Linked DNA regions of Mus musculus: all the other regions are linked to region 1. A link is a loop called in an ENCODE intact Hi-C map of the cell type or tissue named here. Cell type or tissue: heart. All regions are shown on one strand. Each heading gives the region's core, and the rest is flanking DNA. Links, peaks and the distances in the headings are about the cores only.

Region 1 (7,258 bases), core at 762-5,761:
GCATTCTGGCTCTTGTGATGCGACTTCAACCCTTAACCAGTAAAATCTGAATCATGCAGATCAGGGAAGTTTGGCCAGGGTGTTTCAACAATTTGGGTTAAAAGAAACGGGACAGACAGTTGAATAAAGGATAGTAAGTTTAAAGTCAGGTATAGTTTGAAGATTATGTTTTTGTTTCTCGTTAATTTCACTTTGTTTTTCTGGTCAGTATGAAGACAAATGTGGTTCATCTCCCATCCACTGGAGGCCAAAGGGGTAAGAAACCAGGGGTCTTGGGGCATCCTAACTTGTTCTGTAAGTCACAGTTCGTTCTCTCTCTCTCTCTCTCTCTCTCTCTCTCTCTCTCTCTCATTTTTTTTAGGTGCTGGGAATGAAACTCAGGGTAGGCCAGTTCCCTGGGTGACACCCCTAGCCCTGACTTCTGTATTTCTAACTAAAGAATAACATCACCACCACCACCAGCCGTTGTTTTTTTTTCTACCACTGAGCTACATCTCCAGCCCTAATATTAGCTGTTTAAAAACATGTTTGGGGGCTGGTGAGATGGCTCAGTGGGTAAGAGCACCCGACTGCTCTTCTGAAGGTCCAGAGTTCAAATCCCAGCAACCACATGGTGGCTCACAACCATCCGTAACGAGATCTGACGCCCTCTTCTGGAGTGTCTGAAGACAGCTACAGTGTACTTACATATAATAAATAAATAAATCTTTAAAAAAAAAAAAAAACATGTTTGAAGTTCCATTTTATTTTGTGTGCCTGTCTGTGTGCACTTGTAAGCACCACAATGGACATCAGAGAACATCTTGTGGGAGTTGGTTCTCTCTCTCTGCCATGTGGGTCTTGTGGACTGAACTCAGGTCTCTGGACTTGGCGGCAAGCACCTTCGCCTGCTGAGCCACCCCACGTCCATCCCCCTCCTCCTGGTAGTAATTCTTTCTCTAGGCTATTGACTGTGCTTGAGAATAAACCCACTGCCACAGATAGCCAAAATGAAACAGCAAACAAATGAAGACAATTTAAGAGAGAGAAGAGAAAGGAACTAAACTGCATGGTGCCCATCTTCAAGCCCACCACTTAGGAGGCAGAGGCAGGCAGATCTATAAGTTGGAAGCCAGCCTGGTCTACAGAGTGAGTTCTCAGACAGCCAGGGCTACTGTTGAAACTCTGTTTCAAAAAAAACAAAAACAAAAACAAAACAAAAAAAAAAACAAAGCGAGGAAGGAGGGGTGAAGGTAGGAGGGAGCAGGAGAGGGAGAAAGAAACTGGATTGTAAACAAAATACATCAATTAAAAAGTTGTTTTGGAAGGCAGGAGAGATGGCTCAGCGGTTAAGAGCACTGACTGCTCTTCCAGAGGTCCTGAGTTCAATTCCAGCCCCCACATGGGGCTCATACCCATCTGTAATGGGATCCCATGCCCTCTTCTGGAGTGTTTGAAGACAGCGATCATACTTGGAGAGTCTCACTACGTAGCCCTGGCTGTCTGGGAACTTACTATGTAGATCAAGGTTTCCTCAAACCCATAGAGATCAGCCTGCAGCCCTAGAACTAAAGATATGAACTATTATGCCCAGGCCCAAATTTAAATACTTTTTAAAAATTAGTAATTTTAGGCAAAAGACAAAAAGCAAACTTGATTTACAAAATACCTCTTTCTTCCAACCATAAAAACCTCACTCTTTTTTTGTTTGTTTGTTTTTTGTTTTTCAAGACAGGGTTTCTCAGTATAGCCCTGGCTGTCCTGGAACTCACTCTGTAGACCAGACTGGCCTCGAACTCAGAAATCCACCTGCCTCTGCCTCCCAAGTGCTGGGATTAAAGGCGTGCAGCACCACCGCCCAGCAAAACCTCTCTCTTAAGCAGGGTGTTTGGTAAAATTAAGATCCAACATTCCAGCTGAGTGTCTGGAATTCCATAGGATGAAGACAGTGTGGAGCAAAGCTGACCCAGGTTGGGGCTGAGCAACAGGGACCACCAAGGTTGCTGCTGATGTCACAGGAACCTTCTCAGGTGGGGACTTAAAGGGATCGCAGCTGAGGGACAGTCATCACACCAAGCCCAGCAGGTGAAATTCAGGGAGGGCGGGTAGAAGGAAGGAGGGGTGCAGTGACTTTGGCATGAAAAGGCAGAGGTAATCTCAACAACAATACAACATTTGGTAGAAACACTAACAAAATGGGATTAAAAAAAAATAGACCACCAGCCCATTCAAGTCCACTGAGTTTTCTTTAAAGCGTTATTTTTTGTGCCTGTGCATGTGCACAGCTGTGTGTGTGTGTGCCATGAGAGGCCCGAGGAACACATCAGTCTCTGGAGCTGGAGTTCCAGGGGTGGGTTATGAGCTAGGAACGGAACTCATGTCCTCTAGAAAGAAAAGGATGTGTTCTCCACCCGCAAGCATTCGCAGCCCCTGAGGTCTCTCCAGCCCCTCAAAGGACTGAAGCACAAATAAGGTCTTAGGGTAAGTAAGCTATTAAACTAATGGGTTGTGGGTGGGGTGATCAAGGGAGTAGTCTGGCCTTAGGGCTGACAGAAATCGGGATCTGGTGAGCCAGGATAAGTCCCCAGTGGACCCTGAAGCACTACAGAGCAGCTGTGAGAGCGACTAAAGAGCCTAGCACAGATACCTCACACTCCAACATACCACACACCTGCTGAGCTACTGGGGTGCACTTTCCCCACTCCCACCCGGAGTCCTTCATTCCCTGCAACATTAAAAAGATAGCTGGTTTCACAGATTATGGTTTTGTAGACGAATTGTGAATATCAACTAACAACTCCAACACAGAACACATGTGGTTCACATCAGCGCCTACAATCTAACGCAGGAGGCTGCAAAAGCTCACACTCACTCGGGGCTGGCTTCCAGGCAAGTCTTCAGAAGGAGGGAGTCCATTTTCTTCTTTCTTGGCTGTCCAGCCTCCTGACATCACAAGGAGGCCCGGGGCATGCTGCCACCTGCAGGCCAGACATAGAAACACTTAAGACTGACCCAGAGCACTCAGCTAAAGCCACCCACCAAAGCAAGCTCTTCTGGCCCTCCCTACCTCCCTGCCCTTTCTATTTTATTTTATTTTATTTTATTTTATTTTATTTTATTTTATTTTTATTTTGAGACTGGGCTGTGTAGCGCTGGTTGGCCTGGAACTTGCTTTGTGGACCAGGCTGGCCTCAAACCCACAGAGATCTGGATGTCTCTGCCTCCAGAGATTAAAAGGCACAGGCCACCACACCTAGCTGCTGTTTAAATTTTATTTTTTAGACCTTGATATCAAAGCTGGCCTGAAACCTGTGATCCCCCTGCCTCATCCTACGAAGTGCTGAGACTGGGGGTAAGTGCCGCAACATCTGGCAAGTATAAACATTAAAAAAATATTACATGTATGTATTCGTCGACTTGGGAGGGGAGTGTGTGTGTTGGCATGTATGCTCTACAGCGTGTGTGTGGAAGTCAGAGGACAACTTTCAGGAATTTGGTCTTTCCTTCTACTCTGTGGGTCTTGGGGATTGAACTCAGATTATCAGGGTAGAAGAGAAGTGCCTTTACCCCACTGAGCAAGCTTGCCAGTCCCATCCAATTTTTCTTTCTTTTATTTTTCTCCCCCTAACCCCAAGATAAGTCTTTCTACATAGCCTGGCTATCACAGAACTCACTGTATAGACCAGGCTGGCCTCCAACTCAGAGATCTACCTGCCTTAGCCCTCCAAGAGCTAAGATTAACACACCAACCCACAGACATTTCTTAATGACAGCAGCTAACCCACACGCAGCTGTAGACCACATGCTTGGCTTTTATTCATTTATTGAATCCTCAGAGCAACAGGTGAATGTTTTTTAAAAGGTCTCCACCAGTCAGCCTAATGTCAAAATTAGGCTGGGTGATTAAAATGAAGAATGGGGATATCAGCTGATTTCAAAGAGGTTGGTGAGAAATGGAAACCTGGAGATGCTGAGTACCCTGGAGGCTGTTCCCACATCTTCACGAATACAGCACCGCCCTGGTATTTGGGGTGAGAGATGCATACACACAAGATAAATTTCTCCTCTCAGGGCTTCCACTCTACTACTAGAGGTAACACAGGAAAGATGGTAAATGCGGAGCAGGAGCTACACAATGGCTCAGTGGGTAAGTACCTGCACAGGAGCAAGCAAGCAAGCAAGCAAGCAAGCAAGCAAGCAAGCAAACAAGCAAGCATCAAGACCTGAGTTCGATTCCCCAGAACTCATGTAAAGCCAGGTGCAGTGGTGCATGCATCTATACTCCAAACGCTCCTATGGGGAAGCAGGAGATGAGACAGGAGAATCACCAGAAGCTCACAGGCCACTTAGCCAGGAGGGCACAGCACAGAGGCAACCAACCCAGACTCTGCTTCCAGCAAAGTGGAAGGTGAGGACCATAGGCTGAACTTGTCCTTTGATCTTCACACATTCACCATGCCTTGTATATGCACACACACACACACACACACACACACACACATCCATAATACACATGTGCACATGCACACTCACAGACACACATGCTGAGCACGAGCAAAGTATAGGCGGTAGAAAACGAGATCAACAAACAAATCTCGTGTATATTCCTTTGTCTTCAAGAGCTCCCTGACCATGTCAGGTTTTGCTTGCAACTGCATGTCGGGCACCTGCTAGGGATACAATCATAGGCAAGCTTTAGCCAGGCTCTTAGCTCCTATGGAGTCTTTACATAGTAACTGTGGTCCCTGCCGCCTAGAGTGTTACCACAGGAATATTTGCTACTCTCTGTAGAGTGAGGACATCTTGGGTGGGGTGGAGACCTGCAGTAGGGAGCATGCTCTGTGTACAGGTTAGGTCACAGACAGGAAGCGGTGTGGAGGCAGCAGGCGGCTAAGAAGGGGCGTGGCCAGCCTTTCAGTGCACTTGATGCCAAACAGTCGTATCCTCTGTGAACCACAGCAACTCTCAGGGTCCTGGGCAGAGAGGAATAATGTGCTCAGATGTGTGTTTTTAAAAGATTATGCTAGGTAGTGAGTTGAAAGGCAATCATCTCTCCAATGATGTGGATGTCTGAATTCCTGAGACTGTCATATGCTCCTGCACACAGACAAGGGGGTGATGCAGATGTGAGTGAGTGTCTTGAGAAGGAGAGAGCATTCAGGTGAATGTATTAATCACAGTTCCTCCTTAGGGGTTCCTGAAAGAATTCGATACTGCCAGACTCTTCCAGAACCCTTAAATAATGACTGTGTTATTTTAAGCCACCGAGTGGTGTGTGCATGAGCAAATGACAGAGGACAATTTGTGGAATTTGCTTCTCTCTCTTATGTGCGATCGAACTCAGGTCCTAAGACCTGGATAGCAGCAGTGGGAGATGATGAGGCTGTGTGTCAGAGAGCAGCCTTCGCTTCAGTGAAGAGCCAGCTCTAGTACCCGGAAAAGACTGGGAGATGATTAGGAAGGCTGCTTCCCTGCAATGTGCCCCCTGCTCCAGTCCCCTTGCTGCATGCAGGGTCACAGGGGCCTAACTGGATTCTAAGAGCATAAAGAGACCAAGGCCTGCCTGCAGATGGCAAATCTGGCAGACTTAGGGGCAGGGGAAAGTTCACTCTGTGTGTGTGTGTGTCTATGTATGTATGTGTGTTAATATATAAAAATGGTTTGTTTGCAAATGGTATGTGTATGCCTGGTGCAGGTGGAGGCCAGAAAACAAAGCACTAGAGCCCCTGGAACAGGAGTGATGGAACCATGAGCCACCATGTGGGTACTGGGAATTGAGCCTGGCTCCTCTGAAGAACAGCCAGTGCTCTTAACCACTGAGCCATCCCTCAAACTCTCAAGTTTTTGTTGTTGTTTGTTTTTAAATTTTACATGTATGTATGGATGTTTGCCTACATGTAGGTCTGTATAGCACATGTATACAGTGCCCATGGAGGCCAAAGGAAGACACTGATCCCCTGGAACTAGAGCTACAGACAGTGGTTTGCTACCATATGGGTGCTGGGAATTGAACCTCTAGAAGAGGAGCCGTAACTCCTGAGCCATATCTCCATCACACTGGTTCTTGAAACAAGGTCTCATGTTTCTCAGGCTGGCTTCAAACTCAAGTAACCAAGCATGATCTTGATCTTCCTGCTTCTGCCTCCCAAGCTGGGGGATTAGAGGGGCTTGCTATCACACTTTTTAATTTTTAGATTTGCCTATCTCTGCATGTTCATGTGATGGGGTGCACGCAGAGGCCAGAAGAGGGGACTAGGGACCCACCTTTATCATTTTCTGTCTATTCCTTTGAGGCAGAGTATCTGCCTGAAACTGGAGCTGCGAAGCTCAGGGATCCTTCTGTCTCCAGTGCCCTCAAAGCTAAGTTTCAAGTAGGCATGGGACACCTAGCATGTGGTGTGGGTGCTGAGATTTAAGCTGCAATGCTCATAATTGCATAGCATGTACTCTTAATGACTGAGCTGTGGCTCCAGCATCCCTCCCTCCAAATCCCTGGGTTTGTGCAGTGGAGGGGATGATGGAACATCAGGGTTCTTGTGCAGGTGGGTAAGCATTCTGCCAACGGAGCTACATCACTGGTGCTCAGCAGCTCAATTTCAATTTCCATGTTCCTCTAGCCAGTCTCCTATTCTAGGGCAGGGTTATTATAGGAGCCTTCAGTTACAAGGAAGTTTACACAGAGCGATAGAGCATTTGGTTTAACTGAGCTAAAGTAAACGCTGCAAAACCTGAGGAAGTGACTTCAGCATCTGCAAATATTCCAGAAGGTCTCTGTGCCAGGAAAGGTCAGCTGAGGACCAGAAGAGCAGGGATTCCAAAGTATACTTAGGAGAAATGTGAGCCCCTGGGAAGCGTTACTGTGCAGATCCACTTCACTGTGCATCTTCAGAGAGCCAGGGGAAATTCTTAAACGTGTTTGAGCCTTTCCCTTCCACTCCTTAGACAGTTACACGAATAGGCTACAGATAAATGTGGTTAAAAATCTCTAAAGTGGGAAAAAAATAAATGTGGATTTTAAAACAAAGCAAGAAGAATTTAATAACATGGGAAGCTTGCATGACTCTTCTGGGCAGATACTATCTGTAGGAATGCTGGGGAAAGCTGGGAAAGAATAGTAAAAACATGCTCAGGAGGTATTGGGGGGCCAGCCAGATGACTCAGTTCAGTAAAAGGACTGCCGCCAAGCCTGTTGACTTGAGTGCAGTTCTGGGGACCCACACGGTAGAAGGAGAGAAACTGGCTTCCCCATGTTATACTTTGATCTTCACACGTATGTGCA
Region 2 (7,258 bases), core at 1,306-6,305, 110 kb before region 1:
GTGCTGTTAAACAATTGGACCTCCTGGAATTGCTGGTTCGGTTGCACAAGAATGTTCTACTCATCTGGAAGTGCTCAGTAGGGGCTAAGGAGCAGTTTGGTGAAGCTAGGACACAATGGAGTCACTTTGGCCTGTCCTTCCTCATTCCAATATGGCCATCGTGGATCTGACCTGCTGCTCAGAGAGAACTGCCAAGTATGATGACATCAAGAAGAGGGTGAAGCAGGCATGTGGACCCCAAAGGGAATCCTGAACTATACTGAGGACCAGGCTGTCTCCTGTGACTTTAACAGCGGCACTCTTCCTCCTATGGTGATGGATGGCATCGCTCTCAATGACCACTTTGTCAAGCTCATTTTCTGATATGATAGTGAACTCAGCTACAGAGACAGAGTTATGGATCTCATGCCTTACAGGGTCTTCAAGAAATAAGAAGCCAGGGGCTGGAGAGACGGCTTAGCGGTTAAGAGCACTGACTGCTCTTCTGAAGGTCCTGAGTTCAATTCCTAACAACCACATGGTGGCTCACAACCATCCGTAGGGAGATCTGGCGCCCTCTTCTGGAGTATCTGAAGGCAGCTACAGTGTACTTACATTACATTAAATAAATAAATAAATAAATAAATAAATAAATAAGGAAAAAAAAGAAATAAGAAGCTGGGTGGTGGTGGTGCACGCCTTTACTCCCAGCACTTCGGAGGCAGAGGCAGGAGAATTTCTGAGTTCGAGGCCAGCCTGGTCTACAGAGTGAGTTCCAGGACAGCCAGGGCTACACAGAGAAACCCTGTCTCCAAACAAACAAAAAAACAAAAACAAAAAAATAAAGAAAAAAAAAAGAAATAAGAAGCCATGGACCACCCACACCATAAGAGAGGGGCCCTCAGCTGCTGAGGAGTCCCTGCCTGGATTCAGTCTCCATCACACTGAATATACCCTCACAGTTCCATTCCAGATACCCAGACAAGTTAGGAAACCCTATTCTCTCAATTACCACCAGTAAAGTTCACTACCAGGGACTGAGGAGATGGCTCAGCAGTTGAGAGCGCTGGATGCTCTTCCAGAAAACTCAGGTTCCAGTTCCAGCATCCACATGACATTTCACAACATTCTGTAACCCAGGGGGAGCTGGTGCCCTCTTCTGGACTCTGTATATGGTGCCCAGACATACAGGCAGACAAAGCACCCATAAGGATAAAAGAAACAAACAAACAAAAAAAGTTCCCTGCAGCCCCTGCCCCGAATAGGCAAAATAAAATAATATATAATATCAGAACATTTACATCTGTGACAAAACTTTAAAGGGTAACAAAGAAATGATTAACTCAGAGGAGGGGCTGGGATGTAGCTTCCTTGGAAGAGTGCTTGCCTGGGGTGCACAAAGCTCTAGGTTGGATCCCCAGCACGCTATACTCAGTGCTGGCACGTCGGAAGTAGGACCAGAAGTGCAAAGGGCTCCTCAGTTACATTTTGAGATTGAAGCCAGCCTCAAGGCAGTGTCAAGACACAGAGGTTCAGGGGTCAGGGGAGAAGAAAGGAAGGGAAGGGGAAACACCTGTTTCATGTCTCTTCTGGCAGGAGGGGATTTGGACACTGTGGTGGGGCAGGGGGTGCCCTCTGAGTTGATCGAGTTTGAGGTCGTTGGCATGAGTGCTGTTTTCTCTCGTACATATGACCGGTTTCATAATAATCAGTTTGAAAGTGCCCGAGCCTGCTCTTTTCTACCCCTGGAAGGGTACTTCCCACCCAGTACTTTCTACCCCTGGAAAGGTACTTCCCCTCCCCCTGTTGAATCGAGGTGGGAGAAACCCGGAGCTGAAGCAAACAGGAACTTCTTTCTGTCTTGGAAGAAATGGGGTTTTGTCTTCTACCATTCTATTCAAACCCCACCATACATCGCGATGCTTCCCGTTTCTCGGATGTCTAGAAAGACGCTCACAACACTGTAAAGAGCGGAAGCAGGGCAGCTTACAGGGTCCCCTAGAGCCCTCAGCATCTTTCGAACGGGCAGGCTGGACTCTTAGCAGTGGTCTGGAATGAAGGCCAAATCTATGCTTCTAAGTGAGGAATGATCCCAAGTGTGAAGGCTCGTAAGCAAGGCGACTCTCCTTGCAAGAATCGCCACAACTAGAAGCAGACCAGTTGCCCAGGCTACTGGGCTCTGGGCACTGATGTTCCACATCCACCTGTCACTTGTCCCTGAGGAGCATCTATGGCAGTACAGGATCAGACACAGCCCTGCTTTAGCTCATGGTCTCCAGTAGAGGGAGACAGTGAGCGCACATACGAAGCGGCTGTACAGGGTGGTAGGGTGAGTGCGGCGGAGGAGCGTGCGATGGATGTGAAACAGCGCCGTGTTCTGCATGTGTTCAGTTTCCCGAAGCTGGACAAAGAGAATCACATTCTCTCTTGCTAAGGTCCAAGTCCAAAGCCTTTGCCAAAAAAGCGAGAATTTCCCAGGGCCTGTGCTGTCGAGGTGATCACTAGGTCTCTCTTGACGCTGCTGCGTGTTTTGTTTTGTGGACCTTCTTAGCCGGTCAGGAGCTTTGGCCGTGTCCTGGAACCTAACAAAACGCAGACCCTTGGCACAGCCACACTCACCAGCTGTCTCTTGGTCTTTGAATTCCACCTGAGCACAAACAGACCTGTTCTTTTTCTTTTACTTTGTTTTAGATTCATTATTTTTCTTCAAAAAAAAAAAAGTTTACATTTTTTGAGACAGGGTTTCTCTGTGTAGTCCTAGCTGTCTTGGAACCCACAATGTAGAACAGGCTGATCTCAAACTCAGAGATTTGCCTGCCTCTGCCTCTGTCTCATGAGTGCTGGAATTAAGTGTGTGCCACCATGCCCAACTTATTTTATTTATTTATTTATTTATTTTTTTTTTTTTTTGGTTTTTCGAGACAGGGTTTCTCTGTATAGCCCTGGCTGTCCTGGAACTCACTTTGTAGACCAGGCTGGCCTCGAACTCAGTGATCCACCTGCCTCTGCCTCCCGAGTGCTGGGATTAAAGGCGTGGGCCACCACGCCCGGCTCCAACTTATTTTAAAAATATTTTACTGCTGGTCAATGGTGGCACATTTTGAATCCCAGTACTAGAATGGCAGAGGCAGTCAAATCTGAGTTCGAGGCTGGCCTGGTTTGCAGGGTGAGTTCCACGACAGCCAGACCTACAAAGAGAAACCCTGTCTTGAAAACAAAACAAAAACAAAGCAAAGCAAAACAAAACAAAACAATTATATGTGTATGTGTGTGTGTGCATGCATGAGTGCATGCATGTGTGTGTGTACACGCGTGTGTTCATATGGATATGTGCCATGTGAGTGTTTGTGCCCATGGTGGTCAGAGGAGGGCACGGGATCCCCTGGAACTGGAGTTTCAGGCGGTTGTAAGCAAAGTACTGAGAACAGAACTCAGGTCCTCTGTGAGAGCAGTATGGCGAGCCCCTGCACTTTATTTTACAGTCAGATTCTCACTATGCAACTGCCTACCCCTATTCTGAGTCAAGGGGTCATTGGCCCCTAAACTGAGTGATCTTCCTGTCTCTGTCTCCTGAGCCCTGGGCTTTCCAGGCTTGTATCATCACCAAGCTCGCCTTTTGAAGTCTTTTAGAAAATAGATCAACCTTGAAACCACGAGCTCAGCTCACTATCTCCCTCTTGTGGCCGAAATTCCCACCAGTTGGAGGCTGCTCAGTGCTGTCCCTCAAGAAGCTGAGGTGCTTTTGCTACATTAGAAAAGAAGCCAAGTTCCAAGTTCCGTGCTCTTTCCAGTTGGGCAGGCCGTTGGCGAGATCCAACACCGCCCCCTGGTGGCTGATATGTTAATTTTCAGCGCCCACTCCACTCCCCTCATTGTTCCCACTTTAGAGGCCTTCAAATAGCTGGACACCAGCCTTCCTCACCTCCTCCCCAGAGTTCTGGGATCCAGGTCTGCCTTCTACATAAGCAACCTTCTGCCAGTTTACACCAGCCCATGCCTAGCATCAGTCTGATTCAGATGCAGAGAGAAGGCAGCATTCAAGGAGACAGAGAACTGTAGATCTCTGCGAATTTGAAGGCAGCATGGTCTATACAGTGAGTTCCAAGCCGGCCAGAGCTACACAATGAGAGTCTGTCTCAATAAACAAACACAAGTAAATCACTTGCCCTCGTCCTAATCCTCCAGCAGGAAGCAGTGGGAGTTCTGCGGAGGAAAGGTTGTCCTACTCGGCCCTCTATCATTGTACACTGAAGGCATTCTCAACCACTAGAGGAGAGACAGTGTGGAGACCGGGTGGCTTTTTACAACATGCCACTAGAGGGCACCATGTCGGGGCTTTAACAATAACAATAACAACACAGCACCAGGCTACTCTCCCTACTCCCTACTCCCAACCCCACCCCTATTTTTTGTTTTTGTTTTGTTTTGTTTTGTCTTGTTTTATTTTGTTTTGTTTCTCCCATGGCTTTCACCTCCCAAACTTGTGAGAACACTGAGCTAAGAGTCCTAAATACCAGATTTGTAGACAAGGAGTTATTCATGGGACCTCATTTTAAAAATGGGGTTATCATGGCTCTTGGAAACACGTAAGGTAGACACGTGCTAAAACTACTTAAAATAGTTATCCATATCCTAGCTGGGCTTGGTGGCACATGCATTTAGTCCTAGCACTCAGGAGGTAGAGCAGGTGGATATCTGAGTTCGAGGCCAGTCTGGTCTACAGAGTGAGTTCCAGGACAGCCAGGGCTACACAGAGAAACCTTGTCTAAATAAATAAATTAAATTAATAAATAAATAAGTAAATAAATGGTGGTATCTTGGTAGAGGCAATACTTTTACAGTAGCAAGGTATTACGTGCACATAAAAAATATGTATTTATGAACTGGGAAGATGGCTCAGTCTATCAAGTGCATATATCATAAGCATGGGACCTAAATAGAACCCCAAAATCTATTTGTAAAACCAGCACATACCTGTTATCCCAGTGCTGGACTGACAAAGACAGGAGTGAGCTAGTTGGCCTCTAGTCATGAGCTCTCAGTACAGTGAGAGACTGTAGCCATCCAGCGACCATGGACAAACTAGGTTTACCTGAAAAGGGAGTTGGAAATGAAAAAGAAATGGGGGGTGGGGTGGGTGAGAGAAGAATGAACCCAAGACAAGGTTCTGATCAAGGCTCCAAATTTAATCTTCAGCACTGGGTTTATATAGGGAGAGCCCACAGACCCATCCTTTGTTTCAGCTGGATTATGTTGCAAAGCAAGGTCAATAGGCAGTCTATTCTTCTATGTTCCTGTGGGAACTTGCATGTGCAACCAAGGCGGATAACTCCACAAGATTTACTTGTTTTACAGAATCCCATCTAGGGTAAAGAGTGGCCAGGTGACTGTGACTGTCTTAGGTCAGTGTCTATACTGCTCCTTCTTACCGGTCATGGAGATCAAGAATAGCATTGAGCCAGGCGTGGTAGTGCACATCTTTAATCCCAGCACTTGGGAGGCAGAGGCAGGAGGATTTCTGAGTTCGAGGCCAGCCTGGTCTACAGAGTGAGTTCCAGGACAGCCAGGGCTACACAGAGAAACCCTGTCTCGAAAAAAAAAAAAAAAAAAAAAAAAAGAATAGCATTGATGTATGTCTCTGTCTTAGGTTGACAGGACCTCAAGAACACTCTTACCCATCTCTGACTACCGGATTCTATAGCAAACTCTTTCCCATTCAGACCAAAGCCACGAAGGATATATGAATATGCGCTCAATGCATTTCTTCATAGCGATGGGTAACTGCCATGGTGAATAGATAGCTGAGCTTGCCGAGAGTGGTTCTGTATGAAGGCAACCAATCTGTTTAAGATACAAGGTCCCAAAGTTAAAAGCAAAAAAAGTATAATTAATGGTTCAAGCAGTGTAAAAATTAAAGTTGTAAACCATGAGGAAGTGGAGAAACAAGATTCAAACCATCTCTGATTCTGTTCTTTTTCTCTTTTCGTTTTTGCTATTCCTTCTTGAACTTTAGCCATAGAATCCTTTACTAACTCCTGAATGATGCATTCTTCATGGAGGGCTGCACACCATCCTCCCTGCTGAAGGAATGAAAGATCAAGTCCTCTCATGTTTTGAAGCACTACCTCAGATAAGGAGGTTAGAGATTCTTGCAAATGGGAAACAGAGATTTCTATCCTTTCTATATCAGTATCTGTTGCTGTTATAAGGAACTCGTAATTTTTTTCTTGCAAAACCAGGGCAGAAGCGCCAGTAGATGCTCCTCCCACACTCAGAGACTTCCTTGGCATCCAAATTTTAATATTTTAAAATAAAAAGTGTGATTTACATAATTTTGTGGTGAATAGGGATATAATTCCTCCTTTTTTGTTTTCTATGAAGATATTGTTTTAAAGTTCCATGGGCTTGTTCCACAATACCTTGTCCTTTAGGATAATAGGTAAATATGGGTAACATCCATTTGCCATAAATGATTAGGTAGGAGTCCTCAAGGATTAACATCATTATGTGATACATGAAGAAATAGAGGACACTGAGAACAAGTCTTTACAAATTGATGTGTGTATTTTCTAGAAATACCAAATTGTCTCAAACTATTACTGTTTTGATGATGTAAAGAATGAGATTGTTTGGCTAATTGTTCCTGTAAGGCCTATAATCTGCCTGGGATACAAATCTGCTGTGCCATTGCCCAGGGGTCCAGGAAATCCAGTGTGAGCCCTTAAATGTCCTACAAAGTAAGGAACAGTACATGTTTCTTAACTTAAGCTGTATCAGTATAAGTAACTGTAAAATTTGAGAATTATCAGTATCTAAAAAAGGAACAATTTTAAGCAATTGTAAACCATGAGCTATATATTGGCTATCAGTATACAAATTAAAAGCTTGATTTTTCAACATTTCAAAAACAGTAGCTACAGCATGTAATTCAATTATTCGTGAAGCAGGGTTGAAACTCGAGAGAATAAACATGTGATCCAATCACATATGTTTCTCTCCCATTAGATGAGCAGTTTGTAAATACAGTAAATGCATTCTCTATGGGCTGCATGTGTACATTTACAGGAAATACAAAAGTATGTACAGAGGCAAATTCTAACAACTTGTCTTTTGAATAATTATTATCAAATTTGCCTAAAAAATTTGTCATGCAATAGGTCAAACATCAGTATCCTGCAATTATCAATTTAACTGCTGTTTGAAATAAGAAATAAATGTCTCATCAAGTTCTTTGCCAAAATACTTTCATGACTCTATCCTACAATTCTGTATTAACACA
Region 3 (7,258 bases), core at 1,471-6,470, 92 kb before region 1:
TCGGGTCCTCTGGAGGAGCAGCAAGTGTTTTGACATTGATCCATTTCTCCATCTGTCGCCCCCACCCCCACCCCACCCCACCCCATCCCCACCCCCAGGCACCACATTCTCTTTTATGAACAAACCCAGGCTGGCCTGGGCCTTGAAGATGCAGCTGAGGCTTACTTCGAGCTTCTCACCTTCCTGTCCTCCCCTTCCCCCTCCCCCCACCCCTCCCCACACCAAGATCATAGCTCATTGACACCATGCCCACTTCATAAACTCCTGCTGAGTGTCAGTGCCCCTCACACACTTCTGCATCTGGCACCTGGCAGAGTAAATGTTTGTTCTCTGGGTTTATCACAGCATCCATCAGTCCCCATGCATGATCAGTAACCTGCCCTGGGCTAGAAAAGATGAGCATTCAGGAAACTAACAAGAGAAAAAAAATCTGCAGAAAAGAATGAAAGGGGAGGGGCTGAGGGTATGACTCAGTGGGCTCGAATCTCCAGCACTAGACATAAAGAGCCAGACATAGCTACAACTGTCTGTCACCCAGCAGAGAAGGGCAAAACAGAATAGCCCAAGAGCTCCCTGGCTGGCCAGCCTAGCCGAACCGGCTGCTTCTGGTTCTTATTGACAGAGAGCAATAGAGGAAAACACCAAGGACCTCATTTGGCTTCCACTACGTGTGCACATTGTGCTCTTGAACCTGTGCACTCATGCTCGCATGCACGTGCGCGCATGCGTGCACACACACACACACACACACCAAATAACAAACAAATACATTTTTAAAAAGCTAGAAGAGGGGCTGGTGAGATGGCTCAGTGGGTAAGAGCACCCGACTGCTCTTCCGAAGGTTCGAAGTTCAAATCCCAGCAACCACATGGTGGCTTACAACCACCCATAATGAGATCTGACTCCCTCTTCTGGAGTGTCTGAAGACAGCTACAGTGTACTTACATATAATAAATAAATAAATAAATCTTTAAAAAAAAAAAAAAAAAGCTAGAAGAGATCAGCTTACCCAGCACATCCTGGGAGCTTTGTGACCCAATGACAATAACCCTGACCTGGTACAAGTGTGCCACCCCAGGGACAGTCAGGCATACCTTGGCTGCTGGGGCTGTCAGGCCCACACAGAATACACAAAATGTGATGGTGAAGTTAGCAACACAGCCCAAAGGCTTCCTATCCCTGTTTTTAACATTGCAGTTTGTGCACATGCGTATGCATGTATGTGGATATGTGTTCTTATGAATGTGTCTATACATGTTTGTGTTTGTGATTTGCAGTACCTTCCTCTACCTCCTTCCATCTTATTTATTATTTATTTATTTTTGGTTTTTCGAGACAGGGTTTCTCTGTGTAGCCCTGGCTGTCCTGGAACTCACTTAGTAGACCAGGCTGGCCTCGAACTCAGAAATCCACCTGCCTCTGCCTCCCGAGTGCTGGGATTAAAGGCGTGCGCCACCACACCCGGCTTCCATCTTATTTATTTGTTTAGAGATAGTGCATCTCACTGAACCCAAAGCTCACAGATCGGCTAGACTGGCTGACCTGTGCATCCCCAGTTTCCACACAGCCTGGTTTCCCAACACCAGGACACAGGCATGTACAGCCCTTTTAATGGGTGCCGGGAACCAGAACCCAGTCCTTCTGCTTGTGCAACAGGCACATTACTCAATGAGCTATCTTCCCAACTCTCTTTTGGTTTGGGGAGACAGGGTCTCAGGAAGCTCAGGCTGGTCCAGAACTCCCAAGCTTCCGGCTTCCTTTTCCAAGGGCTAGGATGACAGGCTTGTGAAACCACAGCCACTTCCCCAGACCTGTTTGTTAAAAGAAATCTGAGCCTTCTGAGGCCACATGGCTCTCTGAGCATCACATCTTTTTGGTATCTGTGAGCTGATTTCCCCTCCCCGTTAAGTCCCAGTGTGATGGCTCTGCCTCCTCACACTGGTGACACAGCTCCTGGCACTAATGGCTTCTGTCTTCTCAGGGGATGCACCAGGCCTGAAGGCAGAATGAGGGTCCACGTATACCTGAGCAGTTCCAGCAGCCAGGCACCAGGTTGCTGTCTTCCTGGAGACTGTCCTTTCCTCCTGCAGGTTTGTCCTAGATGACTGAGAGCCTTGTGGCTGAGAGTTCTGAGACTCTGCTGTGTAGAGCATTCGATGCCCTATGAAGGATTGGGAGCTGTTTGCCAAGGTCTACTCCGAGTCCTAAATACAATAGTCCCCTTCACACTGCCAAGGCTAGTGACAGAAGTTTCCTTGGGAGAAGCCCTGGCCTGTACTCCTAAGAGCCAGGGGTGGCTTCAGTCCTTATAGGCAAAGTCCCAGATGTTTGTTTGTTTTGAGATAGGGTCTCATATATTTCAGTCCAGCCTCCAACTCAATATTTAGTTCCAACTGACTTTAATGCTCTCCAGGGGCTGGACAGATGGCTCAGTGGTTAAGAGCACTGACTGCTTTTCCAAAGGTCCTGAGTTCAATTCCTAGCATCCACATGGTGGCTCACAACCATCTGTAATGGGATCTGATGCCCTCTTCTGGTGTGTCTGAAGACAGCTGTGATGTGCTCATATAAATAATATAAATAAATCTTTAAAATGTTCTCCAAAGCTTTCCCCTCCTCTTCCTCCTCCTCTTCCTCTTCTTCTTCCTTTTGGTTTTTCAAGACAGGATTTCTCTGTGTAGCCCTGGCTGTCCTGGAACTCATTCTGTAGACCAGGCTGACTTCAAACTCACAGAGATCTGCCTGCCTCTGCCTTTCAGTGCTAGGATTAAAGGTGCGTGCCTCCACTCCCTGGTATTATTCTCTTTATAGTGCTGGAGGGAAAGGCCCTCCATAGGCCTAGCTCTCCAGCTCGGTATGAAGCCTGTGAATCCCGGGTCTAGCTCAGGGGAACTATGGGTGTGCTTGCACCCACGGACAGAGACTAGGGCTCAGCCTCTCATGAATATTTTCTTTGGGTCGTGTGGACAATAAAAGGGTGGGGACCTCCATGTGAACTGTTGTCCCTTAGCAGTTACCTTAGAAAACCCCATCTCCACCTTTGCCTGGGTCCTGGCCTTTCTGGCATCTGTTCAAAGGCCATTGAGCAGGAAGTAGATGCTGTTTACCAGGAGGCACAAGCCTATCTGCTTTAGCCAAAGTCCACCTGCCATGCCTGCCCTTCGCGCCAGCTTGGCAGCATTAGCCCCATATATTTATCTCTTCCCTGGACCCTTAGACCTGCTTCCCCCCCCCCCCCAAAAGGGAACTGTAGTTCTTGAAACTTGCCAATAGCTGGGCGTGGTGGCACATGCCTTTAATCCCAGCACTCGGGAGGCAGAGGCAGGCGGATTTCTGAGTTCGAGGCCAGCCTGGTCTACAAAGTGAGCTCCAGGACAGCCAGGGCTATACAGAGAAACCCTGTCTCGAAAAAAAACAAAAAACAAAAAACAAAAAAAAGAAACTTGCCAATAGGGGGAGCTGCAGCCACAGGGGCTGAAGTTCAGGGGGATCTAAGGCAGGAGGGCACTGCAGTTCTGCTGGACAACAGAGGGACTGTGGACCAATTGACAAGCCCCACCCAGCAGCACAGGCCACCATCTTCTCCCTTTCCTCTGCCATACCCACAGAGCCAGAGTGCAAAGGACGAGACCGAGCAATCTTCGGGTATCACATTAGCCTCGAGCTGCGATCACCAATTACTAGGGCATTTCTGGGGCAAGCTGAGGCCTTTTGACCTCTTGCTCTACTCTCTAAACCATGTCCCAGAACGAGAGAAGGCCTGGGGAAGGCCCAAAGGCTTCATTCCTGCCTCTGCTGCCTCCCAACCACACTCAAATTCCTGTCTTCTGGTTCTGATCAAGATACCCAGGATTGGCAAACCCTGACTTACAGGGGCTCATGAGATGGTCAGAAGATTAAAGCGCGTCTGCCAGCTGCCTACCTGAGTTTGAACTCTGGCCCCTCATGGTGGAAGGAGAGCCTCACTCTGCTAAGTTGTCCTCCAACTGACACACACATACAGGGTGGTGGGTACCTTCTCTCATCCTCACATAAATCTGTGAATGTGATTGGTTTTTTGTTTGTTTTAATAAAAAAGTCAAAACAAAACAAACCAGAGTCACACCCCTGATCCTCCACGGAGGGTCCCTTAGAAGCGTCTGCTGCTACCCTCCCCACCTCTAGGGTGCAGCAGGGTCTTGGACTAGGGTGAGGCAGTCACAACAAACTTTTAAGGAGGCACTAACTTTCAGGCACACACAGATGTAGAGCTGGTCCCTGCTTCCTTAAAAATGCTGATTCCCAGATTGCCTCTCCCTGGAGGTCTGGTGGGCAATCCTCCTCTGCAGCCTTGGAGCGTTTCTGAGGCAGCCAGGACAAGCCATGTGGGAAAAGGCCTAAATTCCAGGCCTTTCTCTGCTGTCCTCCCCCAACGAAGGCCTCTTTTATCCCTTGGTCTGTGGACTTTGCCTCATGCTTCAAGCCTGGTTAGACTGATACTTCCTCAGAGGAGCCATCTGTGAACACTGGCTGAGGCACCCTGTCCCCACCCCTTCGGCATCTGTCTCTTGGCCTCACACTCCAGGTATGACACATACATGTAAGCGGAGTACACTTGGACCTTCTGTGGGAGGTAACCAAGTTCCCTCTACCCTTACAGACTTTCTATATAGGCTAGTGATGGCTGTCTTACTGAACAACATAACCCACGGTCAATCAGACGCATTAAGTCTTCAGACTGGAGTCCCCGCTCTACAAGAAGCTGCCTAAGTCACTGACTGGCACCCCGGCTCACACACGGCTGTCCAAGGCACTCTATTCTATTCCTGTGGAATCTTAAGGCATGGGTTTTGCTTCCTGAGAATGACAGACGAGTCACTACAGGTCCCCCCTGGCTCACAGCTTCTTCTCCCAGCATGCCATAGTTCATTCTGGCTTCACTGATAGAGCCCAGTCCTCCAGGACACTCCCTGTGCAGCACTGTGTGCTGGTTGGCTGACAAAATGATCCTCACTGTGGCCTGTCACTCATCCAGCGGGAAGCCAGCAAGTCTTTCTTCCTGACTCTCCAGGCAGGGTGGGTGTGGGGGCCTCTGACAACCTCTTGCCTGCTGCCAGACAGGTGTTTTTTGTTTTGGTAGTGTATTAGATTTGTAAACACGCGCGCGCGCACACACACACAAGCAAGCAGCATATGGGATCGTGGGGAGAGTTCAGGCTCAGGCTCGGAAGGTAGAGTGGGAGTTCCTTCTGTGGGTCTTAGAGAAAATGGGTAGGAGGTTTTAGAGCTGGAGCCGGCCTGTCCCTGTGTCCTGGGTAGCAGCAGGTGGAGGGGGTGAATTCCTGGGGAGGAAGCATCTCCACTAGTAGCCTTCTGATGACCCTTGGAGTCCAGTGATCTGAAAGCTGTGAGCTTCCTAGGGGAAGTGAGAACGGCACCTGGAGCCCCAGCGACGGCGGGGCGAGGGATTAAACACAGAACTGCTCCCCGTAGGGGGCTTGTTATTTTCTTCCCAGTAAACAGAGGCTGCCGCCCACACCCGTCTGGTCTGAATCTTAACACTGGGGTGGAGAAAGACTGGAATCTCGAAAAAGGACTGGAATCTCGCACGTCGGTCTTAATTAGTCCTCCCTTCAGCCAGTCCTTCCAGGGAAGGAAGAGAGCCACTTAGCATGAACCTAAAAGCCCTTGTCTTCTGTTCTTTTACCTTGACGAGGGGGTGGGGGTGGGAGTTGGGAGGGGTGAAAGGGGGTCTGGGGGGAGGTGATGGGAAAGGGAGCAGAGGTCCCGCTGGAACAACAGAGCAGAGCAGAAACAACCCCAGTGCCACGCAGAGAAGCCTCACTCTTCATTCCCTACTACCGGGGCAGCGTACGTTTTTTGTAGAAATTATTTTATTGTTAAGATTATCTCAGGGAACATGTACATACTGCTAAGACCTGCTGAGTTCACCATCTCCCTGCCCTCGCAGTGATCCATTTATCCATCCACCCACCATCTATCCACCCATCTCCTCATCCACTGTCCCATCCATCTACCTGTCTCTCCTCCTACTCATCCGCCTGCCTATCAGTCTAGCCTCCACTCTATCCATCTTTCTCTTCATTTATCCCTCCTACCCACCCATTTATACATCCCCTACCCTATCCTCCTATCCACCCTCCCTCCAATCCATCTTTCACTACTTCCCATAGGGTACCTGCTTTATGCTGGCCCTTGGGGATACAGTAGCAAGCAGGATGCACCTTCCTCTTGTCCTGTTCCCCCACACACACATACACAAATATGCCCCCTAGTGAAACCCAGCACAGACACTTTTAGGCCTGCTCCCAGGCCTGTTTTATGAGCTAGGGTCAGTTGGTTCTTTAACTCAGAAATACTGGCTCAGTGGTAATGACACTTGCCCTTGTAGAGACTCCAGGTTAGGATCCCTGCACACAGCCTGAAACTCCAGCTGCAGATAATCAGGCACTCTCCTCTGGTCTCTTTTTGAGCACTGTACACACACATGTTTGAGTATGTTACATACACACACACACACACGTGCAAGAGGGGGCAGGAGAGGAGCAAGAAAATACATATACATATAAAAATGATCTTAAAAATTAAATCTGAAAAAAAATAAAAAACAAAGCTGCCTCACCACGAAAGGGGGTACAATAAAACATTCTCTCTGGGGCCCCCTCAACTGCTGCCATGGCAGCCAGGCACTCTCATCTCTGGGGCAGGCCCTGGCATCGGGATTCCCAGGCTGAGTCACCAGGGTCTGCGGGCATAGCACAAGCTCCGCTCTTGCAGAATTTAGAGTTTCCTTAGCCCTCTTGCAGGCATGGCAATCCTGAACCTGGCTGGAAAAAAGCAAAGGCCATCACTTGACCTATCTGCCTGCCTCCCTCTTGACAATCTGCTTGTCTTCAGATGGTCACCACTACTGCCAGCCCCGACCCCAGCTCTTCTGGACCAGGAGGGGCTGGAGGTCTACTGAGTTTGATTCCTGCTTTTCTGAAAGCCATGGCTGCAAAGAGGGAGATCCAAGGATTTAAGGAAATATACGCTTTGGGGTGACCCTGCCTCCCTTGACCCCAGATTCTTCTTTGGATTGAAGATGCAAGGGAGGGAACTATACTCTGACTCCCCCAAAACACCATCCTGGCCCTTCCCTGCCAAGCTTCCTGGCTCAGATTCAAACCCAACCCACAGCCATCCATGGCTGCAGGGAGCTCCAGCCTCTGAGGACAGAAGGAAGTGGCCAAGCTCACAAATCACATTCCTTAGGGAT

Evidence for each region. A loop is a pair of places that touch in the nucleus more often than their neighbours do. Peaks named below come from ENCODE experiments on the same cell type or tissue, not always from the same donor. Only the 100,000 strongest peaks of a DNase experiment are listed, where the experiment ranks them.
Region 2: a loop joins it to region 1, with 4 times the contacts of the local background. A loop is called at or near these places in 21 of 42 quality-filtered maps.
Region 3: a loop joins it to region 1, with 4 times the contacts of the local background. A loop is called at or near these places in 37 of 42 quality-filtered maps.

What each region holds. Positions count from the first base shown.
Region 1 is chr11:53,847,154-53,854,411 of GRCm38, forward strand. It overlaps Gm12216 (predicted gene 12216), which reads right to left. Exons shown (of 4, transcript NR_033332.1): 2 at 2,852-2,957. Gm30785 (a long non-coding RNA gene) reads left to right here. Exons shown (of 3, transcript XR_879845.2): 3 at 209-551. Among named protein-coding and RNA genes, the nearest start is that of Gm12216, 8.5 kb to the right of the region's middle. In heart, for the core only: CTCF peaks have their summits at 2,960 (motif pointing left) and 3,173; a DNase peak (open chromatin) is centred at 2,948; H3K27ac peaks cover 635 bases; H3K27me3 peaks cover 608 bases.
Region 2 is chr11:53,733,505-53,740,762 of GRCm38, forward strand. No RefSeq gene overlaps it. Among named protein-coding and RNA genes, the nearest start is that of Il5, 16 kb to the left of the region's middle. In heart, for the core only: CTCF peaks have their summits at 2,261 (motif pointing right), 3,689 (motif pointing left), 3,897 and 4,292 (motif pointing right); DNase peaks (open chromatin) are centred at 2,287, 3,787 and 4,277; H3K4me3 peaks cover 350 bases; H3K27ac peaks cover 304 bases.
Region 3 is chr11:53,754,733-53,761,990 of GRCm38, forward strand. No RefSeq gene overlaps it. Among named protein-coding and RNA genes, the nearest start is that of Mir7671, 5.3 kb to the right of the region's middle. In heart, for the core only: CTCF peaks have their summits at 3,472 (motif pointing right) and 4,154; DNase peaks (open chromatin) are centred at 3,099, 4,349, 4,939, 5,319 and 1 weaker place; H3K4me3 peaks cover 1,089 bases; H3K27ac peaks cover 1,747 bases.